5 separate regions of the Homo sapiens genome follow, and all the other regions are linked to region 2. Evidence: chromatin loops called from intact Hi-C (ENCODE). Cell type or tissue: endothelial cell of umbilical vein. All regions are shown on one strand. Each heading gives the region's core, and the rest is flanking DNA. Links, peaks and the distances in the headings are about the cores only.

The links. A loop is a pair of places that touch in the nucleus more often than their neighbours do. Peaks named below come from ENCODE experiments on the same cell type or tissue, not always from the same donor. Only the 100,000 strongest peaks of a DNase experiment are listed, where the experiment ranks them.
Region 1: a loop joins it to region 2, with 3 times the contacts of the local background. A loop is called at or near these places in 20 of 110 quality-filtered maps.
Region 3: it touches region 2 in a loop (16-fold over the local background); 90 of 110 quality-filtered maps call a loop at or near these places.
Region 4: a loop joins it to region 2, with 2.7 times the contacts of the local background. A loop is called at or near these places in 3 of 110 quality-filtered maps.
Region 5: it touches region 2 in a loop (5-fold over the local background); 23 of 110 quality-filtered maps call a loop at or near these places.

Annotation. Positions count from the first base shown.
Region 1 is chr12:27,769,711-27,776,211 of GRCh38, forward strand. It overlaps MANSC4 (MANSC domain containing 4), which reads right to left. Exons shown (of 4, transcript NM_001146221.5): 2 at 1,338-1,872. The coding sequence starts at 1,566. Among named protein-coding and RNA genes, the nearest start is that of KLHL42, 7.3 kb to the right of the region's middle. In endothelial cell of umbilical vein, for the core only: no CTCF peak of the experiment used is centred there; a DNase peak (open chromatin) is centred at 3,071; H3K27ac peaks cover 751 bases.
Region 2 is chr12:27,818,223-27,824,723 of GRCh38, forward strand. LOC105369709 (a long non-coding RNA gene) reads right to left here and starts at 5,884. Exons shown (of 3, transcript XR_931459.3): 1 at 5,766-5,884; 2 at 2,566-2,691. RefSeq lists enhancers at 3,356-4,555, 4,005-4,074, 4,095-4,254. In endothelial cell of umbilical vein, for the core only: a CTCF peak has its summit at 3,146; DNase peaks (open chromatin) are centred at 3,149 and 4,039; H3K27ac peaks cover 2,689 bases.
Region 3 is chr12:27,730,158-27,736,658 of GRCh38, forward strand. MRPS35 (mitochondrial ribosomal protein S35) reads left to right here. Exons shown (of 8, transcript NM_021821.4): 6 at 5,290-5,399. Among named protein-coding and RNA genes, the nearest start is that of MRPS35, 23 kb to the left of the region's middle. In endothelial cell of umbilical vein, for the core only: CTCF peaks have their summits at 2,338 and 3,096; a DNase peak (open chromatin) is centred at 3,114.
Region 4 is chr12:28,869,154-28,875,654 of GRCh38, forward strand. No RefSeq gene overlaps it. Among named protein-coding and RNA genes, the nearest start is that of FAR2, 280 kb to the right of the region's middle. In endothelial cell of umbilical vein, for the core only: a CTCF peak has its summit at 3,734 (motif pointing left); a DNase peak (open chromatin) is centred at 3,708.
Region 5 is chr12:27,937,681-27,944,181 of GRCh38, forward strand. No RefSeq gene overlaps it. Among named protein-coding and RNA genes, the nearest start is that of PTHLH, 32 kb to the right of the region's middle. In endothelial cell of umbilical vein, for the core only: a CTCF peak has its summit at 3,335 (motif pointing left); a DNase peak (open chromatin) is centred at 3,281.

The sequences.
Region 1 (6,501 bases), core at 673-5,672, 48 kb before region 2:
CATAATCTTACATACACAAAAATCTTACATAGGTAATTGGGCAAGAGGCATTGGAAATTAACAAGTTGATATGAAACCATGGAAAGAAAGTGTAGAACAACCAAGGGAATTATTTTAAAGTGCTGTGTTGCTTTTGCTGTTTATTTTCAAGTAGCATTAAAATCTTGGAAAAATGAAAAAGAAATGAAAGAAGTCTTTAGGCAATTATAACTTGAAATCCTGCAATAATAAAATAAACATTCTTAATTGCAGGTCTTGATCATATTATATGGATGAAGTCTACACGCAGATTCCATGTGACAGACAAAACATCTATGAGGAATATTTGGAAATATGATTTTGGGGCGGGTATTTGACATATATCTCCCTGTTTCTTTCAAAACATGAATCGCACTCTAAATTGTTTTTTAATACATTCCACATTTGGTAAACCCAAGTCAGCACATTTTAGTTTAGTTGTGTGTGTTTGTGTGTGAGAGAGAGAGAGAGAGAGTCAGTCTCACTCTGTTGCCCAGGCTTGAGTGCACTGGTGCGATCTCGGCTCACTGCAACCTCTGCCTCCTGGGTTCAAGCGATTCTCCAAACTCAGCCCCCCGCGTAGCTGGGATTACAGGCGCCTGCCACCACCCCTGGCTAATTTTTGTATTTTTAGTAGAGAGGGGGTTTCACCATGTTGGCCAGGTTGGTCTCCAACTCCTGACCTCGAGTGATCCACCCACCTCGGCCTCCCAAAATTCTGAGATTACAGGCATTAGCCACCGCACCTGGCCCAGCACATTAAAAAAAATTTGATATGATACTAATATCACAAAATGTACTTTGAAAGGGAAATTATAATAAATATTTGACTGGGTGCAGTGGTTCACATCTGTAATCCCAGCACTTTGGGAGGCTGAGGCAGGAGGATCACCTGAGTCCAGGAGTTCGAGACCAGCCCGGGCAACATAGTGAGACCCTGTCTCTAAAAATTTAAAATAAAATGAGAAATAAATAAATATTTTTAAAATCATGTATATTTTGAGCTGTAAAAATATTGTAAATTAACCTTAGGGGAAATACTTTCATTTAGCATTTTGGTGAAGAAAAGAGGATTCTGTTTCCTGTAGGTGCTATCAAATTCTGGGTCATTATTAGATCTGTAAATAGAGCCTGCTGTGGCCCAGACTGTGAAATCAGTTTCACTGGCTCTCTTACCTCTCCCTCTCTCTCCCACACCCTAGGGCATCTTCTCTAGTTCTTTACAACTGTTTACTGGCCTCTGCCTAAGGCTCCTCACTTAGGGCTTCATCCTTGGAAGTTTCTTCTTATTTTTGCCCAAGCATATCATGAATACTTACCATCCTTCCGAAGACAGCAGCTCCTACTGCACTTCTGGCCAGTGCTTTCAGAATAATACTTCAAGAACTGGGCTCCCAGCTTCTGAGACTCCTCCAGATTGATTAGAAGACCTGGGAAGCGACGGATCCAGCAGTCTCTGTAAAAAATTGTGGGTGAGCAGAGAGAGTCTGATGTCCACCCCATGCTTAGGAGCAATATCACGTTCACTGCTACCTCTGCCACATGCATTTTTCCTGTATGAAGGAAGACTCGAAGATAAGTCTGATTTCCAGACAGAAGCTGAACACTGGAGTTTAGGACAGTCTCTGGAACGTCAGAGGTGTTGTTAAGGGAGAGCTTCCTTGCAGCTTTTCTGGAGAGTCACTTTCTAGCAAAATAAGACCACTCTTTGCACATTGATTTTTCTTTTCTTCCCGAGCTCCAGGTGAACATTTGATTTGCTGGCATTCTTTCTGAACACTTTCCAGGCTATTTCAATACCCTGTCCCTTAGCATCTTAAGACGTGCATTCTCTTTTCTGCTTTTCTTCTTTCTCTGAAAGTGAATAGTCACAGACACCTTTTGCTAAGTAAATATAAAGGCAAGTGGAAACCTTAGTCAAGAGGCTTTCTGAGGGAAACAACAAGTTAGTCACTTGACATCAGATAAAGGAAGTATCCATTTCATCATAAACAAGACATGATTTTGTGAGGGCACTTCTGTTTGATTTTTAAAGAACTTGTGATTGCAGATTGTTTTTTAAAAAATCATCTCGATTTCTTTGAACTTAAGTTCTGGCATTCAGGTTCACCAAAAATAATTTTTTTGCACTGGTTTGGGTTTTCATTCTTACTTAAAAAAAAAACCTTGGCCAGGCACAGTGGCTCACACCTGTAATCTCAACACTTTGGGAGGCTGAGGTGGGAGACTGCTTGAGCCTGGGAGGTAGAGGTTGCAGTCAGCTGAGATGACACTACTGCACTCCAGCCTGGGTGACAGAGCGAGACCCTGTCCCAGAAAAATCAAACCAAACAAACAAACAAACAAAAAACACTAGGAAAATGGTGAAATCTTTTTAAATTTCTAAATAGTAATAAAATCATTTCAATTGCAATGCCCAAACATTTGAAAAGGCAGTGAAAATGGACTGTTGCTTTTGTGAAAGTTGTGGGTTTCATATCCTGTGACATCCAAGGTGACAAATTAGCTCAAAGCATAAAACTGTTGCTTTTTTGTATCCAATTTTATATGAAGCATTAGTGATAATCAGCTTTTGGCACAAAGCACTCTACTGTTTCTTCTAAAAAAAGAGAAACTTTCTAATCTGTGATCCGTATTTCTTTTATACCTTTTTATACAATGACTCATTCACCTTCTTGACACAAAAATCATCAGCATTCTTTGAACGTTCATCTCTTCAACTGTTTCCTAATAATAGTCAATCTAGTTATTACATATCTTTTTATTTTTAGAAACATGATAATAATTGATAATGAAAAGGAAAGTAGTTAAGACTGAATAGCTTTAAATATGAAACACTTCATTTTCTTCTGAGCAAAAATTATATTATGCACTAACTCCTAACCTTGCCTAAGCCACATAGAATACACAAAATGATAAATATTTCATTCTATTGAACTTCTTACAGAAAGCAAATTTCAGTTGCTCACCTGCAAAGACTCAGACATTTCCATCTGTTTGAAGGGATAGGGAAGAGAGGTTTTATAATGGCAAAGGAAGGAAGGGAAAGGATGAGTAACAAAAAATTACTCTCGATATTTTATGAGATTCCATGGCTATTTCTCTTAGAAAATGCCCTCGAGACATAAACAGGAAGGTCTACTCTCTAATCTTATAATCTTCAAGTCTTTGAGTCATATTAAGTATAGGTTCTTTTGTGTGCTATATAATTCTTTGAAGTTCTCGTATTCCTTTCAGGGATAATGGAACAAGCCACAATTGTTTAACCCTTTTGCTGTCAGATTATATTTAAATAAAGATCAAAGTTTCATTTTAAAGGACCTAGAAGTCTTGGCCAGGCGGGGTGGCTAATGCCTATAATCCCAGCACTGTGGGAGGCTGAGGCAGGAGGACTGCTTGAGCCTAGGAGTTCGAGACCAGCCTGGGCAACACAGGGAGACAGGGTCTCTACTTACTAACTAACTAAAGCCCTGCAGGGGCTGGTGCTATTAAGAAACAAAAAACAAACAAACAAAAAAGGGATCTACAAGTCTCAATGTAAAAGCATGCTTTAAATTTTGTAAAACTTTTTCTGGAGATTGCATTGTCTGGAAATGGATAACTTCTTGGGGCCAAGTGTTTTAAAAAGAAATGGTAGAAACTGGAATGCAGAGGTAGAGGGAGGCATCCATAACAATCTCAAAACTTGTCCCTGTGTGCTGAAACTGCAGAAACCAGGAAGCAATGCAACTGAATCAAAACTTGTTATAAGGCCTTGTTATCAAATACCCAGAACCACTACACTGTTGCAATGTGGAATACATTATATTTCTTTCCAATAGGGTGCTCTTGCTCTGCAGAGGGGTTCACAAATGTGATTTGTACTTTAAAAGTCACGACAGCCTGATTCAGTAGCTGTTGAGTGGAGAGTGACATTCTTATTTTTACAAGAGTCCCAGGTGATTTCCTAAGATGTTTGGGAAACACTGATATAGATAGATGAGCGAAATAAATGGAACTTTTACCTAAACAACGATGCTCAACCTAGTTAACTAGAACCATTTAAAGACCATATACTACTTTTATCTCATTTAAATCACTCCATAAGCTTTGATGAAAGGAAGATACTTCAGTTTTGCTTGTTAAAAAACAGGAATAGGCCAGGCATGGTGGCTCACGCCTGTAATCCCAGCACTTTGGGAGGCTGAGATGGGCGGATCACTAGAGGTCAGGAGTTTGAGACAAATGTGGCCAATATGGTGAAACCTCATCTCTACTAAAAATACAAAAATTAGCTGGGTGTGGTGGCACACGGCTGTAATCCCAGCTACTCGGGAGGTTGAGGCAAGAAAATCACTTGAACCTGGGCAGCAGAGGTTGCAGTGAGACGAGATTGCACCACTGCACCCCAGCCTGGGAGACACAGCAAGGCTCTGTCTCAAAAAAACCAAAAAACAAAACAAAAAAAAAACCCCAGAAATAAAGTTGTTTTAGGAATATTGAGGAACTGAAAAAACAAAGAGAAATAATTTTTAAATAGTAGTGAAGTAATAGCATAGCTTTAGTAAATTCAAGACATTTGGAAAGCAGTCAATATTTCACCTTTAATTAATTATTTATTTATTTTTTGAGAGTTTCCATTTCATTTGCTGATAAAATTAATAAAAATTATTTTTTAAAAAATGGTACCTGAAAAACTTAAATGTTTTTTCTTTAAAAATGTTTTTGCTTCTATTAAATCAACATATGTTCACTTTAATAATTCAAATCATATAGAAAAATACAAAAAGAGAAACTATTCAAGCACTTACCATCTTAATAAACATCTTTCTGGATATTGTTATTTAAAAAAACATATGAACGTCAAAATACAAAATTACAACAAATTTAGTTTAAAGACCTTAATTGGCTTTTATTTGTGATTCCAGAATAGGGCAACACCTCATTCTATAAAATCCAATAAACTGAGCAGAGGAGGTGGCTTTGTTGATGGAAAAGAGCTGAGGAAAGCAGAAATAGAAAATAAAAAGCAGGGGCTGGGCACGGTGGCTCACGCCTGTAATCCCAGCACTTTGGGAGGCTGAGGCGGGCAGATCACGAGGTCAGGAGATCGAGACCATGCTGGCTAACATGGTGAAACCCCGTGTCTACTAAAAATACAAAAAAATTAGCTGGGTGTGGTGGCAGGTGCCTGTAGTCCCAGCTACTCGGGAGGCTGAGGCAGGAGAATGGAGTGAACCTGGGAGGCGGAGCTTGCAGTGAGCTGAGATCGCGCCACTGCACTCCAGCCTGGGCGACAGAGCGAGATTCCGTCTCAAAATAAATAAATAAATAAATAAATAAATAAATAAATAAATAAATAAGATTACTTTCCTTGTAAAGGTTAAAGCAGAGGGCACTGCCTTATCATACTGGTTAAAAGCGGCCTGTCTGGGGATTTGGTTATTATCTCTCTCCTGATTTTTTCAAAGATCAGATACAGATCTTGGTTCTGGCTTGGTGGCATCATGGAACATCACCATGAGTAACTCCATTTTGGTTTCATCTGTTGGGGCTAGTGCAGGAGCTCAGTTCAAACCAATGGTCTTGGCTGGTGCGGTGGCTCACACCTATAATCCCAACACTTTCTAAGGTCGAAGAGGGAGAATTGCTTTGAGCCCAGGAGTTTTGATATCAGCCTGGAAAACATAGGGAGAGCCTGTCTCTACAAAATTTTAAAAAATTAGCCGGTTGAGGTGGGGCCCATGAGGTTGAGGCTGCAGTGAACTGTGGTTGTGCCACTGCACTCCAACTTAGGCAACAGAGCAAGACCCTGTCTCAAATAAATACTAAACAAACCAATGGTCTATACATTTTATTTATTTTTAAATTTTTTTGTAGAGACAAGGTCTCACTATGTTGCCCAGGCTGGCCTCAAACTCCTGGCTTGTGCAATCCTCCCGCCCTGGCCTCCCAAAGTGCTGGGATTACAGGAATCGGTCACTGCACTGGCCTCCTATAAATTTTATTTTACAGTATATAGGTTTACATAAAGGGAATCATATATGCTGTTCCAAAATCTGTTTTTTTTTTTTAAACTTTATGTAAAAGTATATTTTTCAGCCAGGCGTGGTGGCTCACGCCTGTAATCCCAGCACTTTGGGAGGCTGAGGTGGGCGGATTACCTGAAGTTGGGAGTTGAAGACCAGCCTGGCCAACATGGTGAAAACCCGTTTCTACTAAAAATACAAAAATTAGCCAGGCGTGGTGGCAGACACCTGTAATCCCAGCTACTTGGGAGGCTGAGACAGGAGAATGGCTTGAACCCAGGAGGCTGAGGTTGTAGTGAGCTGAGATCACACCACTGCACTCCAGCCTGGGCAACAAGAGCGAGACTGTCTCAAAAAAAAAAAAAAAAAAAAGTATATTTTTCAGTGATCCTAAAGAAAGATCTACACAAAAACTTCTAATGGCTCCTTGGTATTTCATTCTACCATACCAAAATTTACTCTGCACTTCAGCTTC
Region 2 (6,501 bases), core at 563-5,562:
AAACACATGCTATTCTGGATACGTGACCATTTATGAATATGTCCTGCTTCATTTAGTTATTGTCAGGTTCCCGACTACACCAATTATGTTCAGGGTCAGGTACCAGCCCATGCTGCAGTCTGGAGGGAGTGAGTGGATGAGCAGGAAGAACACCTGGGGGCCGTAGGCAGGTGAAAGATGGTTTTATTCAGCAGCAGCTCTCATCAACGCTTTCTCACACTGTCTGCCTGTCTCAGCTGCTTAGTCCAGCTCCCACATGCAGCTGTGCAGCTGGCTCTCCCTTGCCTTCAGGGTCAGCAGCTTAACTCTCTCTCTCTGGGCACAAGTGAGCCAAGCTGTGTCCTGGCTCTCCTCTGTCCATCTCCAAAGACGAACAGCTTTGACACTGTCTCTGGTGCCAGCATGCCTGCACAGTGTCAACAAGGCAATTATACCTTTTACAGACAATAGCGGCTTAGGGCCAAGGAATGGCCTTCCCATCTCATGGCTACATGGCTGTGATAACAAGTGGAGTTATACGCCTGTGCTGTAAACTCGCTGAGTCACTCAGGATGTTTACCTCAGCCTATCCTTGACCAAAGCACAGCCATGTTTCTTACGGTTATGAATTAACCTGAAAAGGGGAGACAATTGACTAACTTTGAGTAGGCATGTTTGAAAAGAGGTGGATTGCTAACGTGCAGTATTTTGTCCATAGGATCAAATATTTTAGGAAAATACTTCTTGTTTTCTGATATTAGTGCTAGGTTTTCCTTTGCATCAGGGCAAGGATATTTACCCCCAACATCAAAAAAGAATGGCCCTACCTTAATTACTTACTACTCACCATGGAGAAGTATAATTCTTTTGTGTACTATGAACATTTAATTAGTGGCCCTTTTTGGAATGCTCGGTTGGCACTCCTGTGTTACTTATCAACTTTTTCTGGCCTTGCCACTGCAGTTGCTCCTAATGCCTAACTCCTTAATGATGTGATCATCTTCCCAATCAGATGTGTTGGGAAGGGCAGCACATCTCAGATGGTAACTGAATGCAGTTCACCTGGGCATCTTGTCACCTGCAGATTTTCATTCAGTCGGTCAGGAGAGAGCCCATGGTTCCTCTTTTCTAACAAGCTCCTAGTTAATGCAGTTACTGCTGGTCACAGAGCCATGCTCTTGAGTAGCAAGGTATAGTGGAGGAATGACAGGCAGCGTTAAGAGGGAAGATTACCATTCAGAGAGCCACAAACCACCTGGGAAAATAATATACCAAGAAGAGGTGAGAAGTATGTATATGTGATGATGTATTTATTCATATTAATGTATATGTGTGAACATATGAACTATCTCTGCTTAAAAATGGCATTCTTCAATAGATGCTTTGCAAAAAACATTTAAAAAGGAGGTATGGCCGGGCACTGTGGCTCATGCCTGTAATCCCAGCACTTTGGGAGGCTGAGGCGGGTGTAAGAATTAAAGAAAGAGGAGAGAAACGTGAAGGGTGGCTTGCCAGTTCACAAGGACAGGTTTATTTTAGGAAACAAATCTGAGAGGGACTTCTGGCCGAGTTAGGTCAGAGCCACACTCTCTTATACACTAAAAGTTGTTAAGGATTTAGGGTATGAGAGTTTATCAGAGGCTTGGACTGCTTCTGTGACTCTTTGTTGTGCTTATCTGAGAGGGAGAGTTGTGTGTCTGTTCCCATGCATCTTTTTGCAGCTGCAGGCATACCCCCGAGTCTGCTTTTAGCTTCCCTATTTTAGCGCACCTGAAGGGAAAGGAATGTGCTTATTAAGGCCCACTGTTTTACTGGGGCCCATTGCATGAGGGTGAAGATTGGCAGTTACCCAAGGAACTTTTCCCCCACCTCCCTTTATGCCTGAGCTGTCTTATCTGTGTTTTACTCTCTGCTATTTCTGGCTGCTTATAGTTAGAAGAGAAGTGATTTCCTTGAAATGCATGAGGCTAGAAAGGGAGCTGGAACTTAAAGTGGTGGTGTTTGTCTGAGATGACGGTGCTGCTGCTGTCAGTGGGCAGATCACTTGAGGTCAGGAGTTTGAGACCAGCCTGGCCAACATGGTGAAACCCCATCTCTACTAAAAATACAAAAATTAGCCGGGTGTGATGGCGCGTACCTGTAATCAGCTACTTGGGAGGCTGAGGCAGGAGAATTGCTTGAACATGGGAGACGGAGGTTGTGGTGAGGCGAGATCGTGCCACTGCACTCCAGCCTGGGTGACAGAGCGAGACTCTGTCTCAAAAAAAAAAAAAAAAAAAAGGAGGTATGAAGCTATTTAGGATGTTTTATAGATAATCTTAAATATTTGGTGTGCTGTTGCTTAAAATGAGTGAATATATATAAAATGCCTAGTGCTGCGATGGGTTTAAGTACAATGTGTTACTTATATTTATTATTATAGTTTTATGCTGCTTCTAGGATTCAAAGGTCGAGGAATTAGAATAGAAAGGTGTTCCTTGGAGAAATAAATTGTTCACAATTGGAAAAGGACAGGCACGGAGATAGTCACCAGGAAGTGGAACAAATCAAGAACCACCCATGTCTTTTACCACACAATAGCCATACCAGCTGGAGGAAGGACTGTAAGTACCATCTTTCCAGAAGTGCGCAGGTTATGGAATAGCTGCAGCATGAGAGGCTGTCACTGCTTCTCGCCTCAGTCACATTTGCAGCCTGAGACTCTCCTGACCACTGGAAAAACAAAACAAAACAAAAGGAACACAGGAAAAAAAGTTAAATTTCCCTTTTAAAAATAGAAAAAGTAAAACCAGCATTAGGTTTAGCAATTATCAGCAGTAACTGAATTTTAGGGAGAAAGGCAGTGAATTATAGCAATATGAAAAAGCACTCTTCATCCAAAATCAGATTTGTTAATTCTAATTTTTTATAAAGAAAGAAAGCAGTTATTTTTACAAAACAGTATAATTGAGATTGTGTATTACAAACTAAATTTTTATACCACGATTTTATTGTTCTCTCATCCTGTTTGAGTTGTAAAGTCTTGTTTTTCAGTGGAGTTTATAGTCTTTAATTAAAGCTGGTGGAACTTACTTTATAAATGTAAATGTTTATCAGTTGCTGGGGAAAGCTTACTAGGATTCAGCAAAACCATTAATATACAAAGCACTACCATCCACCTAGTGGTAAAAATCCAAATTGCAAGCATTGCGTCTAAGTTGAGAGGCTCCAAACCGCGTTTGAGGAGTCCGCCAGATTTCAGCCTACCTAACCACAGGGGCCACGTGTGGTCATCTGCGGCTCTCATTCCTTTTGGGGGGTTCAGTGCACCCAGAGACACATGGGCTGCTCATGCACTGCTTTTGAGGCTGGAGTTAATGCACTCCTGAAAAAGCACACTCTTCACTCTCTTCTTAATTCCTTAATACATGTTAGACCTCTCTGTATGTGGGAGAAAAATAGCTAATACTCTAATTATTATAACTATATTCAAAATTATGTAGTAAATACTTTCTCAAGTTTGTGAATAGAATGGAAGAAATGAAATAAGTATTTAAAAGGTCTGTTACTACTGATAAGAGCTTATCTAAATTGAAGTGACAAAGACCATAGTAAAAATGATGACTAGGAGGAGGCTCAGAGAATGTTCTACACTGTTTAAATTCTTATTGCTTTCCCTTGAGAGGCAGTGTAATATAATGGAAAAGCACTGGCAATGAACAAACTTGGTTGTGGGGCTTTGGGAAGCCCTCTGAGCCTCAGTTTCTTTACTTTTAAAATGGGGCGATAACTTGGAACACATACTATCATGAGATTAAATAATATACGAAAAGTAATTAATACCATGTGATCACAGAGCCTGGTTTACGGAGTAGAGGCAAAAGTCATAAGTTTTTCCTTAGTTTCTGTATATTTGTGAGGCGTTCAGCACCTCCAGCAACACAGTATCCTCCAACACCACCTGGGCTCATGAGCTCAGCATTGAGTCAGAGGAAAGGAGGTCTCTTTCTGATTCATGGTTCCACTTCCTGAGGTTCCTTAGTCATCTGAACTGGTCCAGACGAGGCTGCCCCTACTGAGAAATGTTCATGTTCTGTTTTGAGTCAGGTTACATTATTTACTGATAGTCTTGCCTGGATGTAAATGGTGTTTGTGTATTGGTTCACGATGTGGCCAAGGTAACACATACGTTCTTCCGAAGCTGGCTTTCATTTTTTTGGAGAAAGTTATGAATAGCCGCAGAGAACTGGAAACTGTCTTTCAGCTTGGTGGAACAGCGGAAGTCGGCAATAGGTGGAGTGGAAGCTGACTAACTTGCAGGGTAACCTCTGGGGAGGGTTACATAACCTCTGGGTTTGCCACCTGTACTGCGAAAGCCATGAACTGAGGGTTGCTCCCCTGCTCCTGGTGAGGGGTAACTGAAAGAGTGGTTTCCACCCACTCTTATGAAACATTAGCATTTCAATCACAGTGATTGCCACATTTATGGCTGTTAGCACTATATGACTATGGTGGTAAATAATTTGATTTATGTGAATTTAGCTTTATGATTTGAATGAAAAGAATACAGACTCACAAGAGTTAGAATTACTGGTTTCTTCTTTTTTTTTTAAAGGTACACAATACTGTCCCTCTACTTATTAAATAATACATGCTTAAGGCAGAATATTTGATATACAGATGCTCTTCAAGTTACAACAAGGTTACGTCCCAATAAGCCCATCATAAGTTGAAAATATTGTAAATCAAAAATACATTTAACACACCTCACCTACTGAGCATCATAGCTTAGCCTGGAACACTTACATTAAATATGCCCAGAACACTTACATTAGCCTACAGTTGGGCAAAATCATCTAACACAAAGCCTATTTTATAATAAAGTGTGGAATATCTCATGTAATTTATTAAATTCTGTACCAGAAGCAGGAGACATAGATGGCCATTTTGTGGACAAGATGGCATGTGAAAACACAAAACATGGTATCCAAAAAATGCTGGCAACACAGTGCCCTGCAGAGACTCAGTTTTTGATCTTCGTGGTCGTGTGGCTGACTGGGAGCTGTGGCTCACTGCGCCTGCCCAGCATCGTGAGAGAGTGTGGTACCACATATCACTAAACTTGGAAAAGATCAAAATACAGCACTTGAAATAGGGTTTCTACTGAATGTGTATGGCTTTCATACCATTGTAAAGATGAAAAATCATAAGTCGAACCATCCTAAGTTGGGGACTGTCTGTACATGGCATAATGAAAACAGTCACTCACAATCAGGCTATACATCCTAGTGCTCCTAGGACAGTCTCAGTCCAAGTAGTGCCCCCTTTCGCTCTCAAGAGTGTCCCAGTTTGAAGGATAGTTTATGTAGTCACTCTGCTACCATAGTGTCCCTAGACTGCCTCACAGAGGTAACTGCTATGCACGTGTTGGCCAATGGTTATAAAATCCATTTTCCAACAATAAGGTCATAGCAGAGTGAGGAAGCTCCTACACTGGGGAGCCCCATAAACCAGGTTCTGGAGTTTGACTGGGTCACTTACTAGCTCTGTGACTTTAAGCAAATGATTTTCTTAAAAAGATGCAATTATTTCCTTGTCACATCTTGTCAAATGCATCAAAATAATATATGCTTATGATAAATTCTAACAGTATAAAAAGGTACAAGCTGCTGCCCGCTGCACCCCTCCCCTACTTCCCAGAAGTAATCATCTTCTATTAGGCTAGTTATTTTACCTCTTTGCTCCTCCTTCTCTCAACTGAAAGATGGGGATTATAACACTCCTCGCATAGCCTCATCTATACTCACCTTATGTGCCCGGCACAGGTCCTGAGGTATAGTCAATGCTAAAAAAATGCTTATTAAATTAAGATTACTGGCATGTTCTTTAGTAGCCTGCTTCTTTTCACTTAGCAAGTATACAGAATGGTTTCTTAACCTCATTTGTAATAAACAAAAATCCCCCAGTAAATATGGAAATGTGAATTTTCTGAGGGGCCTCTATTCAAATGTTCTTAAGCAAATATTACCAGGTTCAATAAGCATAGAAATGGAACCATCATCCCCCTGCTAGAAGCTGGTCCTTCCAGGTGGGGCTTGGGGCAGTCTGGGTGTGTGGGAGGCAGTGGGGTGGAACATTTGCACTGCTGTTTGTGGTGTACCTGTTCAGTCATAAACAGAGGGCTTTAGTTTCCATCTGGCTCCCTGCACTGGCACTAAAGTAACATTGAAAAGAAAAAGAGAGTAATGAAAAAGACATCTAAACTGCTGCTGGGTAGGGTCAAAAAAAAAAAAAAAATGTGGTCCAACGACCCCAGGTTCTAATGTGGTCAGAATGAGGCAGGAGACGACGATTTCTGAAATACAAGAAGCCAAGGAGATGTATTTTGACCATGAAGAAGATTAGTTCTTGTCAATTCTCGGTATGATGAGTGCTACTCACTCTGTAGTCAAAACAACCCGCTGAAACGGAGGATTGCTGACAAGAACGTCCTCCCTTTCCTGTCGCTTTATTTAGTTCCAGTCAGTTCCAGCTTGTTTTGTC
Region 3 (6,501 bases), core at 1,010-6,009, 88 kb before region 2:
AGTCCCTACTTTGTTCAGATTATCTTAGTTTTTTTCTAATACCCTTTTTCTGTTCCAGAATCCCATCCAGTTTACAAATCACATTTAGTCATCATAATTTCTTAGGTTTATCTTGGGTGTGATGTTTCTCAGACTTGACTTGTTTTTGATGACCTTAACAGTTTTGAGAAGTACTAGTTGTATATTTGGTAGAATGTCTTTCAACTTGTTGTGTGTTTGGGGAGAAAAACCCCAGAAATAAAGTGCCATTCTCATCACATCATATCGAGAGTATAGGCTATTAAGATGATTTGTTTTGTTTGTTTTTTTGAGATAGTGTCTCATTCTGTCACTTACGCTGGAGTGCAGTGGCACAAGCACGGCTCACTGCAGCCTCGACCTTCCCAGGCTCTGGTGATCCTCCCACCTTTGTTTCCCCAGTAGCTGGGACTACAAGCGCAAGCCACCACGGCTAGCTAGTTTTCGTATTTTTTGTAGAGATGAGGTTTTGCCATGTTGCCAGGGGGTTTTGCCATGTTGCCAGGGCTGGTCTGGAACTCCTGGGCTCAAGTGATACTCTCACCTCAGCCTCCTAAAGTGCTGGGATTACAGGCAGTGAGCCACTGTGCCGGCCATGATTTGTCAGTGATGATGCTAATCTTCATCACCTGGCTGAGGTAGTACTTGTCCATTTTCTTCACCATAAAATTATACTTCCTCCCCTCTTACCCATACTCTACTCTTTAGAAGAAAGTTACTATGCAGAGCCCACACTTAAGGATCAGGAGGTATGCTCCACTTCTTTGAGAAAGAAGTATCACATAAATTATGTACAGTCCTTTTATATGGCAAATTTGTTCATTCTCCCCTATTTATTAATCATTTATTTATATCAGTATGGACTCATGGATATTTATTTTACACTATGTGTCATAATCCAATAAAACATTATTTTTTTGCTCAAATTGTTCTGAGTTTAACCATTGGGAACTCTTTCCAGTGACTCTTCTGTTCCTTTGCCATGCCCCTGTCATTTGTTTTTAAGCAATTTCTTATTTTCTGGCACTACAAAATGCTCTGGGCTCTTTCCCTGTCCCATTCCTAGAATCAGCATTTCTCCAAGGAGCCCTTACTGATGTGCTTTTGATTTGTCTGGAGGGTGACTACTACCTCTTTGAGGTGCCTCCTGGGACCCTCAAAATATTAACTTTTATACTCTGTGTAGCCTGTACTTTAAGCCAGAACATTCAAAGTACACTGAAGAAATGTGTTGAAAATCTATGCAACCATTTTCGCATTATGTACTAGCAAATAAACAATCTTTAATTTCTGGAATTTTCCATTTTCCTCAGTGATATTGTTGATTGATTTGTAGTTTTCTTTCTTTGCTAGGTTTCAGTATCAGGGCTGTACCAATTTTTTTCTTAATTTAATATAACTTTATTTTTTTGAGACAGGGTCTCGCTCTGTTGCCCAGGCTGGAGTCCAGTGGCGCGATCTTGGCTTACTGCAACCTCTGCCTCCATGGTTCAAGCGATTCTCCTGCTTCAGCCTCCCAAGTAGTTGGAATTATAGGAATGCTCCACCACACCCAGCTAATTTTTGTATTTTTAGTAGAGATGGGGTTTCACCATGTTGGCCAGGCTGGTCTTGAACACCTGACCTCAAGCGTTCCTCCCTCCTTGGCCTCCCAAAGTGCTGGGATTACAGGTGTGAGCCACCGCACCTGGCCTGTGCCATCTTTATGAAGTGAATTATGAAGCTTTCCAATCTTTTTTATTTTGTAGAACAGTTTAAATACACAACAATATACTAAGTTCTTAGATTGAAGCTGTTTTTAAATCACAAAGACAGTATATGTTTACTGTATAAAATTTCAAAAATCCCAATAAAAGAAAAAAAAGAATTGAAAGTTCAGCCATGCTTGTACCATTCCACAGGTTCATATTTTTAAGAACATATTAAATGTTACCTATTTTTCATAATAATGGTAACAACTACAACCAACAGTTGTTGAGCTCTGTTGTGTGTTGAAAAATCTCTGAACTGAGAGTCAGAAAACCTAGATCTTAATTTACGTTATTCACCTCAAGTTTTGTGGGCCTCCGTCTTCAGTCCTAGAATTGACATCCAATGTCCCTACTGGTTCTAAGTTTGCTTATTTTATTTCACACAAAAATAATCTCATTGCTTTATTTGAAGGATGGCACCAGATTTCATTTCTTGTATCATGCTTTTCCTCTTGTCCTCTCTGTGCCTTGTGCTAGCCTGTGATGCCTTCATTGCTCCCTTGTACCCCTTCTGCTGACTTCATGTCTGCCCTGCTAGACTCTGCACCCCACCTGCTGGCTGTTGAGGCTCAGTGGTGGTGTCCTGGATGTGCCATGTAGTTCAAGGGTAAACGTAGGTCAAACAGGTGGACTAAAGCACATGCAGTCCAGCATGATTAAAGCAATATCGTGAAGGTAGTCAACTGTTAGAAACTACTATTGGACATACTCAAATGTTTTAATGCACAGAAAAAAAAATTTTGATAGTCATAAAAGTTTAGGATTAAAAACAACTTATATATAACTTTACTTCAAAAGTGCTTTATTCTATTAATCTCATTTATTTCTGACAAAAATTCTGGAATTAAGTGTTCTTGAGGAAACTGAGTCTCAGGGAGGTAACATGATTTAAGGTAACATTAAATGGCAAATCTACAAATCAAACCAATTCTTGTCTTTTATGTAATACCAGCATTCTTTAACTAACCACATCATACTTGCATATAGAGAAAATATTTCACAAGTTTAGACATTTCCGAATTTATGTAGCTCTTTTTGTGTTAAAATGTAGTCATTTGAAGATATATATATATATATATATATATATATATATATATATATATATATATATATATCCAGCACCTCCTGTGATTTGAAATATCAGTGTTATTTTGGGGATAATGTTAACAGTATTATATCGATTCTTTGAAATGTAGCAACTGAGGGCAAAATATCTAAGTACTTTGAATTTTGATAAAAGACAGTGAATGCCACTCAGCCCAGGTTAAAGTATTAGCCCAGATTAAAGACTACAATGTTGCAGTGCCTTTGAGTGCTACCAGGTGGCGTGAGTGCACCACACAACTGTTCCTGAAATATTTATGATTTTTGGCATAAACTCCATATAGTTATTGAACATTAAAATGTTAATGTTAATGTGAGTTTTAAATTAATGTGAATGTGATCTTACATTACACGTTGCAGTAATGATCAGCTTTGCTGCCTTTTTTTGGACCACTTCTTATATAAAAAGCTAGAATACTTTAAGCTTTTGAAACTTTTAAATTTATTGTTAGACATTATTATGATTTCATTGAAGGGAGGTTTAAAAAAGGCAAAATCACAACATTCTCACTATCCTAATGTAAAAACTATTTATTTTTCTCTCCCTGTTCCCTCTTATACATGCATATGTGCATATATTTGTGTATTCATAATCATAATAAAGGTATATTTTATTTTTTGTAAAAAATTCTTCATATTGGTTTTAATCAGAGTATAAAATGGCTTATTTTATCTGTCAAGTCAGTAACCTGGTAGTTGATACATTCTCTTTCCAGAAAACTGTGGTGATTCACATTGTCTAATTGAGAGTTAATAGTCAGTATTCATATTACTTGAGTTGTTTTTAAGAGTGCATTTATATTTATCTATTTTCTCTACTTCAAATACAAAATACAAAAATTCACAGTGCTTTAAAAAACAATATATCCTCCCTTTTAAAAATTTATGTATTCATTCAGCAAATATTTGTTGCATGCATTTTAAGTGTTAAGCCATTGCCAAGAACGAGATAGCATCATTCTTACCCTCAAGGGTTTCAAATCAGTGGGGAAAAAATGGGAAAATAAATAGGCTACTATACTGTGATGTCTTGAGGGAAGTGTACAGAGTTATTGAAGCTACAGAAAACCAAATAGATTTCAAAATCCTATTTAGCTTTTTTTCTTCTTGATATAGTTACAGCTCTTTTTTATTCTTAATGCTCTCCATAGAAGATTAACCTATACTTTACCTTATTTAACTGTATTCTGGTGTGTAACCTAACCTATCTTCTTTTTTTTTTTTTTTTTGAGGCAGAGTTTTGCTCTTGTTGCCCAGGCTGGAGTGCAATGGCGCGATTTCAGCTCACCAAAACCTCCGCCTCCTGGGTTCAAGTGATTCTCTTGCCTCAGCCTCCTGAGTAGCTGGGATTACAGGTATGCGCCACCACACCTGGCTAATTTTGTATTTTTAGTAGAGATGGGTATCTCCGTGTTGGTCAGGCTGGTCTTGAACTCCTGACCTCAGGTGATCCGCCCGCCTCGGCCTCCCAAAGTAATGGCATTACAGGCATGAGCCACCGTGCCTGGCCTATCTTCTTGTATCAAATGTATTCATCTCTAGATAATACCTTTAGCCCATGCCCTTATTCTCTGCAAATTAAAAATTGTGTTCATTTGTTCTAGCACTTCCCAAAATATGTCTAAGGAAGACTACTGTTGTGAACCGTTCCTTGAAAAGTGGAATCTGACGTCAAATAAATTTGAGAATCATTGCATATTAACCCTGCATTTTGAAATTTCAAGATGCTTATTAGCATATTATCTGTTCTAAAAAATGCTACCTTAAAAAACCCAATTTACCTCGGCATTTCCTAAACATTTTCAACAGAAAGAGCCTTTTAAAAAAATTCTTCTTAGCCTGTGGGAGTAGTGTTAACATTTTGAGAAACGTTGAGCTAAATGAATTTTTCAATTGTTTTGATCCTTCCCTGATGCTGTATTCCAGCTTCCATGAGATATCTGTAGCTTTTAAAAAAAGCTTGTTGCAGTGATACAAGTCTCATAATTGCATGGTAGAACTTGTAATGATGCAAGTCTCATAATTGCATGATAGAAATTTCTTAAAGCCCTTATGTTTTATCTATTTATTTCTATATTCCAACTTAACTAACGCTAATTGAGTTTAATTCTATTAGTGCTACTCGTAAGCACCATAATTTCATTTATTTAACAGATATGTCGTTAGTTCTTTCAGGGAAGGCATTAATGCCCAGAACTTTCAAAGAACTTCAAACAGTATGTTGCCTTCCCTTTTTCTGTTTCCATGAGTAAGATCAGGGTTTATAATATGTCCCAACTGCTTGCTCTGTATAGAAAGGAGTTTGGAAAGCTTTCTTTTTAGTGGATTTAATGTTAATAGGAATAACATTGCTACCTTTTTTTCACTAAACAATTATATGAAATTATTTTTTCAAATAACTTTTCTTATTTTTAAGGTAAAGCTTTCCAGTTTGAATTTAGATGATCACGCAAAGAAGAAATTAATTAAACTTGTAGGAGAGCGATACTGCAAGACCACAGATGTGCTTACCATCAAAACAGATAGGTAATGGAAAAAATGTTCAGCCGACTGGTCACGTGTGTTTCCTCATTGTCCTCCAATTCCTTGGCAGTCCTTTTTAAAGAAACTATATTGAAGATGGGGGAGGGCGTAGCCTTTTCTTATTAAGCAGAGTTCTCTAATTCATATTTTTAATATCCTCACACTGGCCTACTATTGCTGTGATCTTTATGCAGCGGCATGCTTAGCTAATTTAATGTTATTTTTAACCTTGATTTTAATATTTCCATGTATATAAAACTCAAGAGAGAGATTAGAAGAAAAAAGTGTGGTTTGCTAGTGATTAATGCTTAAGCAGGCTTTTACACATTCAAAGCATATAAAAATCTTGTAGTTCAAAAGTAAAATTATTAAATGATCTATGGATCTATTTGGAAATTGATGAAGGCACATTCGTAAATAATCAAAATCTCAGAGCCAGGACAGATGTTTATAAAGGCAATATTAAATTTATCATATATGAATTTATAAATTGCGTCATTTTTTATTTGAAGTAAAGAAAGGTTATTGGTATGTTTTCACTAAATGGCTATTTTATTTTTAGAATTATACTTTAGCTGTTTCCAAATTATGTCAAAATATAAAAAGACCCACTTTTAGAGATAAGTTAAGTGGGCCGATCTGCTGTCTTCCTGCTCATCCCTGTTTGAAAGCATTTGGAGGTGTCAGTATCGATTAGGTCTCATGATTTGCAGTGGTGGGAAGAAGGAGCCTGACACACATGCAGAGATTGCAACAGTGTGGAGGCAGAAAAAGCTCAGGACCATGGTTTGTGATTATTACCATATGGGAGAAAGTAGATTTGAAATATATTAGGAATAGTCTTTTTACTATCTTCAGATAATGTTGGCTTTTCTAGTTCATGCAACTTTAAAAAATGCCTTTAAAATGTTATTGTTTGAAATTCTGTGAGTATCCAATAATGTTGCTTTTTTTTTTTTTAGGTAGTTTTACAAGTGTTAGTGTATGGATATGTTTTATGGTAACTATTTAGAGTAGAGGACTTAAATAAATATAAGTACAGAATAAGCAGTATAGTTGAAGTTATTTGTCATATGATGGTTTTATTTGATATTTAAAGAAATTG
Region 4 (6,501 bases), core at 916-5,915, 1.1 Mb after region 2:
TCATGTTTTTTTCTTCTGTAAATCGTCAATTTGGAGGGTTTTTTTGGTACAAATGGAGTCAGAGTGCTTTATTCCCTTGTATCTCTCACATTATGTGGGTTTGTTAACTGCATGAGTCATATGGCTACAACTTTTGAAAATTTCAGACTTAACAATAAACAGTAAGAGAACAGATCTCCTTTATCTCTGGAGCTGGGTATTCCGTCATTTATAGACAGTTGCCCAGAGCTATGAAATGCTGAGTGTGTGAGTGACCAACTAGGGGAGGTGTTTGGAGCAGACATTCACTCCGTCTGTGTCTGTATAATACTTGCCTGAGACCTGTTTATCTTCCATCTCTAACCTCAGCAAATCTGTGTCCGTGACTAGGGAAATGTGGGAGAACTCAAGGGGGCATAAAAATAAAAAGATGATTTCGTTTTATAAGAACATGAAAGAAACTGACATGCTCTGTTGAAGTGCCCAGTAGTTCAGAATGTGACCTTATGTGGAAACAGGGTCTTTGAATGTGACCTTATGTGGAAAAGGGGAAATTGAATGTGGTAATCATTTCTACATTCATTTCCTGGGGCTGCCATTAAAAAGGTACTACATACCAGGTGGCTGAAACAACAGAAATGTATTGTCTCACAGTTCTGGAGGCTAAAAATCCAAACTCAAGATATCAGCAGGACTGGTTGTTTCTGAGGGCACTGAGGGAGAATCTGTTCCACACCTGTCTCCTGGCTTTTGGTAGCATCAGGCATTCGTTGGCTTGTAGATGGCATTCTCTCTGCATTTTCACATTATCTTCCCTCTATATATATCTGTCTCCATGTCCAAATTTCTCCTTTTTATAAAGACACCAGTCATATTGGATTAGGCCCACCCTAATGCTCTCATTTTAACTTGATTACCCATATAAAGACCCTGTTTCCACATAAGGTCACATTCTGAACTACTGGGCACTTCAACGTATCTTTGGGAAAGATAATTCAACCCACAGCAATCACCAAGAAAGTGAAGTGACATGCAGACTTAGAAGCAAACCTAATAAATCTGCATTCTTTAAATAAAAGCCTTGTGGCTCTTCCTCCTCACACAGCTTCAGTCCTTAGACTGACTTGTGCCCGACTTAAATAAGGACTGTGTGTGAACAGAATTTTCTACCTCCTGAGGCTCTGAATATATTTCAAGATAGAACCATGAATTTGTGTATTCATTCCAGGCCAGGTCTGGGGCAATAATTCTAAATCACAGTGCCAAATCTGTTATTAGTTAACTTGTTTTCCAAGCTACTTTTTTATGAGTCTTCATTTTTTGATCTGTCAAATGGGCATGAGTATGTATGTCTTAACTATCCCACTAGAATATATAAACTCTGCAAGTATAGGGATGTTAGTGTATTTTGCTCACTAAAATATTCCAAAGCAGCCAGAACAATGTTGGCACATAGTAGGCAATTAATATGTATTAAATTCATAAATGAATAAATAGGCTTGCTACATGCATTAAGTTTATATTATGCATGAAAAGATCTAAAAGTTAAAATGTTCTGGCCAGGCGCAGTGGCTCATGCCTGTAATCCCAGCACTTTGGGAAGCTGAGGCCGATGGATCATCTGAGGTCAGGAGTTTGAGACCAGCCTGGCCAACATGGTGAAACCCCATCTCTACTAAAAATACAAAAATTAGTAAGGTGTGGTGGCACGCACCTGTAATCCTAGCTACTCAGGAGGCTGAGGCAGAAGAATAGCTTGAACCTGGGTAGCGGAGGTTGCAGTGAGCTGAGATTGCGCCATTGCACTCCAGCCTGGGTGACAGAGCAAGACTCTGTCAAAAAAAAAAAAAAAAAAATTAAATGTTCTGTAATGGAGAGAGTTTGCAGTAGAGAGGAAGAGGTGTGCTGAGGAAGTTAGAAGATGAAGTGTCTGGCCTCAGCACTGCTGACTCACTGTATGGTCTATCCTTAACTGTAAAGTAAGGGAGATAATTTCTAAAGTCTCTTTCACTCTAAAATTCTGAACTTATATTTTTATGACAGGAAATGCAGTGATAATGTGTGTTTCTAAGTCCCATGTAATAGAGGCAAACCCTCTGGTACATACTATACCTACTTTTTGTTCTCAGGCTTTCTTAGGGTCTATGACTAATTTGAACTCCTTCCTTTGTACACAGACTGAACTTGAGCCACACCCTTGAAACCAGTTGAAATGGAACCCATTCTCAAGTGTTTGGGCTGGAACCATGGAAAGAGAGCAGATGCAATGGTCAGACTTTCTCTCATGTGTATTCTTCTCCAGACTTGGTACAAAATTGAAAAGGAAGTTTCATGTGCAGAAAACTACCAGGAATGAAAAGTAGTGGGTTTGGATGACTTTCCCAGAGTGGTGGGAATTTGGAATTCTTATAATGCAAATCAATACTAAGTCCGTTTAGAATCAGACAAACAAAGTGATGATTATTTTACGTTTTTGGGCCCAGAGCAAATCTGCTTCCAGCTAGTCTAGTACCTATTAACATTTATAAAGTTCTTTCTAGTAAAGGACAAGTCTTTGGGGAATAGCTCATGCCTAGCTATTTCGTGCCTTTTCACACTTGGCATAAAACAGATCTACAAATCCAGGTTTTGATGTGGAAATTCTTCCTTGTTATAAGAATTCTGATTCTTGAAATCCTCCCTTTCCCACCCCACTCTCATCTCCTAAAACTACCTGGTGGTGAAAGAAGTCAGTGGGGAATCATTTCTTAAGCATTATGATTGGCCTGCAAGAAAAATCTACTCTGCTGGTTTTATGACCCAGATGGAGGCTCAGACCCTCTCTACCAGGGATGGCAATTCTCATTGACTCCAGACATGCATGCGCTGTCTATCCAGGGCATGTTGTGGGTATCTTCAGTACCTCTCTTCTCCGGGTTTCTAATAACTTTAACTGTTCAATTTCCGCTCCCTTTGCTATCCTATAAAAAATGCAACCCCTTAAAGTGAGGAAGCTGCCTCAGCCAGGAATCACTCAGCTCACACGTACCAATATGTTGCCTACGGAGTTCAATGAGAAGTATGTTTCTTACTCCTTGGATGAATAGCTAGACCTAAAAATCCTATTGGCCCCAAAATATCATGGTATCTTTTGGAATATAAACTCTTTAAGCAATCCTGATATGATTTCTTGATAGTGACCACTTCCTTGTCCAGAGGAGTGTGTATATGGCAGCAATTGTACTAGGTTCTGGGATATAAAGGTAAATGCCACATGAATTTGCCCTCAGAAACTTCACATTCCAGATGGAGAAACAGATAGGTAAACAACCACCTGCAACACAGTGTGAGCTATAGAGATGATAGATAGATATTAGATAGATAATAGAGATAGATATAGATAGGTAGATGATAGAAAGAAAGAATGGACAGGCACATTGTTTAGGGGAAGATTTGTTTCATGTAGGGGTTCCTGGGTGGTTGGTTCACAAAGGGTCATATCTGATCTGGGCTTTGAAGAGTAGGAAGGAAATAATATTCCTGGCAGAAAGAGAACAATGTGAGCAAAAGCAACTTGGGTGCGGTAAAGTAATGGTGAGTAATGTGGTAAAGTATGGTATCTTCTGCATGGCTGGAAGATACCGTATTTTAGGTGGAGTGGTTGGAAATAAACTGGAAAACTTGGACCAGTTCTCCAAGCTCCCACCTGGGCTGACTCTCTAATAGAAGGTCAACTTTTGGCAGCTCAGCAGCTACCCCTACTGGCAAGGCAGAGTTGGTATCATGAATTTTGAATAGGGTCTTGCCTGTCTTGGGAGCAGCATTTCTTCAAAACATGTACTATGCGTTAGCACTTCCAGCTCTAACCTTCATCCTCACCCCGCCATTAAGCTATTCTATGAAAAAGGGATACGAGGGCTAACGATGCATTTGTGATATAGTGCTGCTAATCAGCATAAGGCTATATTCAGCAATACAGGAAATGTCTTTGGGACCCCTGTAGAAGTAGTTGAGGCTACTCAATAGTTTTGTTTGAGGCTACTCAACTGTTTATATTTTCAATAGGTTTCAGTTCCCGAAAGATTATAGCAGTGTGGCCTCCATCAGCTTGTCTCCATCTTATTGATAAATTCATGAAGGTTTTAATACCAGTTACATGCCAGACATGACCAGAAACTTATCCCCATCAAGAGGGAGAATTTCCATCTTCGGAGCTGAAGAAGAGATGAGTGTAACACTTCTAATTTTTTTTCCAACACTCTATCAATTAGCTTTCCCCATATTTTCCAAAAGAAAACTTTACTTTTCTCCTCCACAGAAATTTTGGATTTCTAAGGTGAAGGAACTCCTCCTGATTCTTCAAGTTTAAGGGTGGCCACAAGAAATAAATATATGCAGTGTTTTCCCTGGGGCTTAAGTGAAAAATCTAAGGGATGGGATGAAAGGGACTGAGTAGGGAAACATGAGATTCTTTCAGAGCTTTCAGTCTACTGAAAAGTCCTCGTTTGACCTAAACTCTAATTTTCTAGGAAGTATGGGAGTCCCAGGTTACTTCATTTCCAAGGTACAGGAGATTTCTTTCTAGTTTTGATGATCTACTTGCCCTTCAAAATAAAAGGGGATATTTACAGGAGTCATTACTCTCTGTGACATCCTCAGGAATGATGTCCACCCTTAGCCCAAGCTCGAGAAGAATTAGAGGATGGGACAAAATAACATTCACTTGAGAACAGGTTTTTAGTTATTCCTAGTATCAGGACAAATGCCAAGCAATCTTTCTCACCATCTATGAATGATGCAGCAGGCCCGCCAAAGTCAAACTCTGGGATCCCTCAAGTCACTAAGTCATAACTCAAATCCACATGTTATGGAAGCAAAGACTACTCTTGGTGGCTGTTCTGGTCTAGTAAGACAGTTCTAGTATTGCTCTTGTGAGTAATAAAGGCCAGGTGTCAACAGCTCCAACAGCAATAGTAGAAGCTAAGAGGGGGACAGCAGGGACATAGGTGTCATCCGTTCCAAATTATAGTCTGTGTACAGAGAAAGTGCACAGCCTGGAGAGGACAAGGAGAGAAGAATTTGGCTTATTATCGAAACCAGACATTTTAGTCATAACTGCTCCCTGTTCTCTGACCTTTCTCCCTGTGGCTGGAGTTTGGATTCTAGTCCTAGCTTAAGTCCTTTTCTGTGTAAATCAAGAAAATAGAACTCATTCTAGGTGTTTCAAATAAAAAAAAGGGTACAATAAAGGGAAATGTGCTTAGCAAACTGTTAGAAGGGCTAAAAAAGCAAAGATTGAGAGAGGGTCCACTAACATTCCTGCCTCTTTGGCAAAACAACCGGAAAATGCTGCCACACCGTAGGGCAAAAGACCAGGAAACTGGATGAAAGGCTAGAGTGCAGTGGCGCGATCTCAGCTCACCGCCACCTTCGCCTCCCAGGTTCAAGTGATTCTCCTGCGTCAGCCTCCCTAGTAGCTGGGATTACAGGCATGCGCCACCACATCCGGCTAATTTTGTATTTTTAGTAGAGATTGGGTTTCACAATGTTGGCCAGGCTGGTCTCAAACTCCTGACCTCAGGTGATCCACCCGCCTCGGCTTCCCAAAGTGTGGGGATCATAGGTGGGAGGCACCGTGCCTGGCCAGCCTTCACATCTTGTTCAAAGATTTGTTAATGTTAAATGGTAACAAAAGTCTGTGAGTGAGAGAGTGTAGTAGAATGTATTTCTAACTGTATTTCTTCCATTCCCTATGATATAAGAGAGATTATAGAACAGGGTGGAGTGGGAGCTAAATGACAACAGTCGACATACAGGAAACACTCCTCTGGGGTGTTTACCTTCTGGGTTGAACTGCATGTTCACAGTTGGCTGGTATCTTGGCCTGTGCTGGGTTTCTACACACACTGAGGGAGCCGGTGAGATTGCTTTGTTTCCTGTGATCAAGAGCAGGCTTAGCATGTCAAAAAACGTTATCTTTGTATTGCCATCAAGCAGCATCATGTAGTCTTGCCTTGGCTTCACAATTCAAAAGTTAACATTTTTCCTACATAGTTTTTCTCTCTCCCTTTCCCCATCACAATTACTTCAACAAAATCAAATGGGCATCTTCTCATCCAAAAATACTGTTGAGCACTTTCCTCCTCCTTACTAGAGGCCTCAAATTCATGTCAAAAACCAGACAGCATTAAAGAATAAAAGGATTGAAAGGACACAAGGTAAATAGGAAGAGCTGGGTAAAAGCATATTGCAGTATAAATTAAATTAAATTATCCAAAACTCTCTGTAAGTGAAACAAAAGAGCAGAGAAGGAAAAGCTCATTAAGGCTTGTGCACTTACTGTTGGCTTCATTGGAAAAGGAGAAATACTAACTAGGTTCAGAGGGGAGATTTGGGTAGAAGGAAAGAAGAGAAGGCATTCCAAATGTGCCTATGTATATTGCTTATGTCAGAGTCAGTGAAGGTATCTGTTACGTGGGAGTTGAAGATGGTCTGAGAGATGAATGAAAAATCACACTGATGAAGATCTAGGTAGCCTCTTTG
Region 5 (6,501 bases), core at 753-5,752, 120 kb after region 2:
CAACATCAAACTAGATGTGTAAAAATTAAGAACTATTTGATGTAAATAGGAAAACAATAATAAAAAGGAAAATAACAAATTGGCAAAGAACATACTGCAACAAATATGTTGGATAAAAGGTGAATATCTTCACTCTAGAAAAAGTTAAATTATTTGATAAGATATGAAAATAAAGCAGAAGATACAAAAAAAATAAGAGAAAGTTGCACAATTCAAGGCAGGATAAAAGTTGTGTAATAACCCTTACTGTGAAAAGGCTATGTGCTATACTGTTGTGCAGAGACAGGAAACATCCATTTGGTGTTGGGGAGGGAGACAATAAGGAGTAGAGTAAACAAAATGTGGAAAAATATTCGTCTGTGCATGTAATCAAAGGCATGTATTTTAAAATAGCAATTATCTATTTTTCTTCGATTGAATTAGCAAACACTACAATTCTCAAAACTGGAGTGAAGAAAAGGTAAAAGTGGTATATTCTCAAACACAGACAAGCAATGTAGTATCATGAAAAGATTCATACGGTGTTTGGAATTAGGCAGAATTAAAATCAAATGATAATTCTGCCACTTATAAGCTGTGTGATCTTGGTAACTAATACAAGGGTAAATCTATATTATTAACCATAATATGGTGATGTTTCCTACTTTGCAGCATTGATGTGAGAACAAGTGATACTATGTGCAAAGAATGTAGCTGAGTCCTTGATACATTCTAAGCACTCAGTTTATTCTAAGAGTTCAATAAACAGTGACTGTTTGAATATTATAGTTGGTCATGGAAATTAATAAGAAAAATTTAGCAAGTATCAAAAACTATAAAATGTTCATATTATTTGATCCAGTAATTTTACTTCTGGAAATATATTCTAAGAAAATAACCATTAAGACAAGGAAAAAAATTATACTCACAAAACTATTTTAGTGGAATTATCCAGAATAGGAAATGTTTTATAACAGAGGAATGGTTAACTCAATTTAGATGTAACTATTTGCTGAGTGGAAGTATGATGTGGCTGCCGCAAAGAATGGTAATTGTGAACGCCAAGTCATTTCTTTAAAAAAAATTGGTACTTCTGTGTATCAAAGGGCACAATCAACAGAGTGAAAAGGTAACTTACAGAATGGGAGAAAATATTTGCAAATCATATATCTGATAAGGTGTTAATATCTAGAAAATATAAAGAACTTGTACAACTTAACAACAAAAAGACAAGCTGATTTTAAAAAGGATGAAGGACTTGAATAGACATTTCTCTAAAGAAGACATACAAACATATGAAAAAATGCTTAATATTACTAATCAGAGAAATGCAAATCAAAAACACAATGAGATATTACCTCATACTTGTTAGGATGGCTATTATGAAAACAAACAAACAAACAAACAAACAAACAAAAGTAGGCCGGGTGTGGTGACTTATGCCTGTAATCCCAGCTCTTTGGGACTCAAAGGTAGGAGGAAGATAGCTTGAGGCTAGGAGTTTGAGACCAGCCTGGGCAATGTAGTGGGATCCTGTTTCAACAAACAAACAAACAAAACCCCAAAAGTAACAAGATTGGTAAGGACGAAGAGAAATTGGAACCCTTGGGCACTGTTGGTGGGAAACTAAAATGATGTAGCTCTATGGAAAATAGTATGGAGCTTCCTAAAAAAATTAAAAATAGAAGTACCATATGGTCCAGCAATCCCACTTCTGAGTATACATCCAAAAAAGCTAAATGAGGGATCTCAAAGAGATATTTGCCCATCCATGTTTATAGCAGCATTATTCGTAGTAGCCAAGAGATAGAAGCAATCCAAATGTCCATGAATGGATGGAGGATAAGCAAAACACAGTAAATCCATACAATGGAATATTACTCAGCCTCAAAAAGGAATAAAACAGCCGGGCATGGTGGCTCACGCCCGTAATCCCAGCACTTTGGGAGGCCGAGGCTGGCGGATCGCAAGGTCAGGAGATCGAGACCATCCTGGCTAACACGGTGAAACCCCGTCTCTACTAAAAATACAAAAAGTTAGTCGGGCGTGGTGGCGGGCGCCTGTAGTCCCAGCTACTTGGGAGGCTGAGGCAGGAGAATGGCGTGAACCCGGGAGGAGGAGCTTGCAGTGAGCCGAGATCACGCCACTGCACTCCAGCCTGGGCGACAGAGCGAGACTCCGTCTCAAAAAAAAAAAAAGAAAAAAAAAAAGAATAAAACTCTGTCACATACTACAACATAGATAAACCCCGATAATATTATGTGAAAAAAGCCAGTAACAAAAAGACAAGTATCATATCATTCCACTTATGTGAGGTATTTGAAGTAGTCAAAATCACAGAAACAAAGTAGAATCGTGGTTACCAGGGACTGGTGGGTGTAGTGGAGGAAAAGGGGAATTGTTTAATGGGCATAGACTTTCAGATTTGCATGGCGAAAGAGTCTTGGAGATCTGTTGTAGAACAATGTGAATATACTTAACACTACTAAACTGCACTCTTAAAATGGCTAAGATAGAAAACCTTATTTTTTTGCCACAATAATTTTTAAAAAATGAAAACTTCAATAAATATGAATTGAGTGTGTTTCACTGTGCCATGTCCTGTGGTCTGCAGGGAGATCACTTTGGAAAAGAAAAGGCTGGAGGGACCATCAAGGGCCATTTGAGAAGAGCAGGGAGAAGCCATTGACATTTTTTGAAAAAGTTTCTTTAAGACAGGATCTTGCTCCATTGCCCAGGCTGGAGTGCAGTGGCGCAATCATAGCTCTCTGCGTCCTGGGACTCCTGGTCTCAAGTGATTCTCCTGCCTCCATCTGCTGAGTAGCTAGGACTACAGGCACATGCCACTGCCCCTGGCTAATTTTTAAAATTTTTGTAGAGATGAGGTCTTGCTATGTTGCCCAGGCCAGTCTTGAACTCCTGGCCTCAAGAGATCTTCTGCCGTGGCTTCCCAAAGTGTTGCGATTACAGGCCTGAAACACTGCCCAGCCATCCATTGAAATTTTAAAGCAGGAAAACAGAAACAGTGTAAAATAGATTAGAAGACCAGAAAATTATATGTACAACAACTACGCAAAAACATGCCTATGAAGGAAAACGTGAAAAGGAATGAGCTTATAGGTGATATTTTCCTCCATTAAAAAAGTAATTCTTGTTTTTGGCTCCTCTAACCCATAAATGGAATGGCCAGCAAAGCCACACAATCTGAAAGTTCTAAGAGAAAGGAGAGTGTTGCGTCTTCTTCTATACCTACCTTTCTCTGGCTTACTCCTCCAGTCAGGGGAGTACAAGTTGAATTCAAGGCTGAGTGTCTCCTGTGCTGCCACCTCGTGGTCACTCCCAGGCTGTCAGCTGAATTTAAGAGTATGCCAGTAACATGTTTCATGTTAAATAATCAGAGCACAATTTATGAATATGATTGAAATTATTCTAGTAAACAATCTTAAAATGTGTCTCTTAGATACTAGTCTTGATTGCAAGTGGTTGAGGATGAACCTTGTGACCTTTTAAAATATCTTCCAGCTCTGTTTTATGTGGTTTAAAAAAAAAAACTTTTGAAGCTCTGGAAATTTTATATTAATGTGGCATAATTCATACCAAAATTTTTGTTGGTTTGTGTTTTTAGAAAACTTCAATATTTAATAATAATGAAAAGACACTAGAGGTTTTACAAAACGAATGATGAACTTTAGACATAAATATCATGACTAACATTTTTAAGTTGGCAAATTCAGTATTTTCTTTGCCAACCTGTTATTTTGCAACAAGAAACTTCTCAAAGTGATGATCAAATAGTCCTTAGGCTTAAAAGTGGTATATGTTGACATTGAGAAAAAATAATATTTGAATATAAGAAAATCTGTGGTGCTTGCTAATGAATAAGTTTTAAATCATATGGCATGAAGCAAGTATTTTATTCCATAATTTAGAACTATTTTATAATTAATGGGAAATGCTATTTTTTCCAGAAGACAAATAGACCATACATATTAAATTAATGTAAGAAATTTCAACATCTTACCTTATGCATCGGTTTTTTTTCTTCTTTCTTTTTCCTATTTGTCAATTGTAAAGACTATGTAGCAAAATTTTTGACTTTTTAAATTCCCTAATGATATCTGAATTTATGAATTAATCTATATTTTAGGAAAGGCAGAGGCTCTGGACTCAGATTGTCTGCTTCCAATTCTGACATGACCTTTCTGGGCACATGTTCTTTGAATCAATGAGTTTAATGGTTTTCATCTGCAAAATGAGACAATCACCTTACCTACTTCAGAGGGGTTTTGAAGAATTCAATGAAATAATGCATACAATGCCCTTGACAGTGCTCAGTACATAAGAAATGCTCACTCTTAGGCAATATTACAAATGAAGAGAAGCTATGCTAGTGAAAAAGGTCTGTAATTATCACAACATCATAGTACTCTAATATCTTAATAACTTTCACCAGATCAGTGGTGTGATTTCTTTCTTTTTTTTTGAGATGGAGTCTTGCTCTGTCACCCAGGCTGGAGTGCAGTGGCACGATCTTGGCTCACTGCAACCTCCGCCTCCTGGATTCAAGCGATTCTTTTGCCTCAGCCTCCTGAGTAGCTGGGACTACAGGCGTGTGCCACCATGCCCAGTTAATTTTTGTATTTTTAGTAGAGATGGGGTTTCACCATGTTGGCCAGGCTGGTCATGAACTCCTGACCTTGTGATCTGCCTGTCTCGGCCTCCCAAAGTGCTGGGATTACAGATGTGAGCCACTGCACCAAGCTTGGTGTGATTTCTTTAAAACGTGTGATGTGTGTGTGTGTAATGATCTATTTCTAGAAATGTTTACTTAGGAGTTATTTTGTTATTTAGTTGTTATTTTGAAGAAATTACTATCACATATGCATCTCACAGCCTGTTCTTCCTTAGATATGGATTCTACAGTGTTCAGAATAGAAACAAAATGAGTTTGATCCAGAGCATGACCTGTTACACTGTAAAGTTTTAATTAAAAAGACGTAAGCAAAAATTCAAATCCAAATATTACATATCTCAAAAACTGTTCATACTCTATAATATTTAAAACCACTTCCCATACATGAGTGCTAGGTAAAGCTTTAATAACTCTTGAATTAGCATTTTTTTTCTTTTTTTTTTATTATACTTTAAGTTTTAGGGTACATGTGCACATTGTGCAGGTTAGTTACATATGTATACATGTGCCATGCTGCTGCGCTGCACCCACTAACTCGTCATCTAGCATTAGGTATATCTCCCAGTGCTATCCCTCCCCCCTCCCCCGACCCCACAACAGTCCCCAGAGTGTGATATTCCCCTTCCTGTGTCCATGTGATCTCATTGTTCAATTCCCACCTATGAGTGAGAATATGCGGTGTTTGGTTTTTTCTTCTTGCGATAGTTTACTGAGAATCATTTCTATAAACAAGCCTTTTAAATATCATTTAAGTTCTTTAAAGAATTGATTATTGTCCACCATGTTGTTGTATGATTGGAGAAATAGAACAACTGAGGAATCTTTTATGATGTTATGTAGTCATAATAAGTTTAAAATATATGGTACAAATCAGATCCAAACAATATATGGTATGTTATTTGGATACCAAACAATATATGGTACAAAAATCAGAGAGATGCAGGGAACAGCTCAGAGTCAGGAGTAGAGAATAAGGAATTGTCTATGGAGTGTTCTTGAAGGCGATATGTTGGCAAAGTTCTGGATTTTTGGAGAGACTGTCCCGGACAATCAATATATCTCTGAGTCAGTATATTAGTCTCTTTTTTTTTTTTTTTTTTTTTTTTTTTGAGATAGGTTTCTCACTTTGTCACCCAAGCTGGAGTGCAGTGGCACAATCTCAGCTCACTGCAGTCTTGACCTTCCAGGCTCAAGTGATCCTTGCACCTCAGCCTCCTGAGTAGCTAGGACCCACAGGTGTGCACCATTATACCTGGCTAATTTTTGTATTTTTTGTAGAGATGAAGTCTCACTATTTTGCCCAGGCTGGTCTCGAACTCCTGAACTCAAGTGATTCATCTGCCTTAATATCCTAAAGAGATGGGATTACAGGTGTGGACCACTGCATCTGGCTAGTATATGAGGCTCTTATCAAAGATTGAGGCTGGTCAGGAGAAGCTTGATGGATAGAGAATATGGAGTGAGCAGAAATGCAGAATCTGAAATACGTGGTGTGGTCTGGCTGAAGAAAGAGGGTGTGAATGGTGCAGGCACAGTTGCTAAACATCAGAATTAAGCCTCAGATCCAAGTGTTCTCACCCAGATTTGGTGATGCTGAGAACAGGGATGCTCCGCTCATGCAAAGAGCTGCTATGTTCCTTTCATTGATTCAGCACATGTTTATTCAACTTATGTGGCAGAAACCATTCCAGACACTAGGGAACATGACACAGTCCTTGCTTTAAGGAGCTTAGTGGGTGACAGCTATGTGAACATACAATCACAGAACAGTGTGATAAGTGCTGGACAGAATGCTTAGAACAGGGATTTTGGCATTATCTAGACTCAGG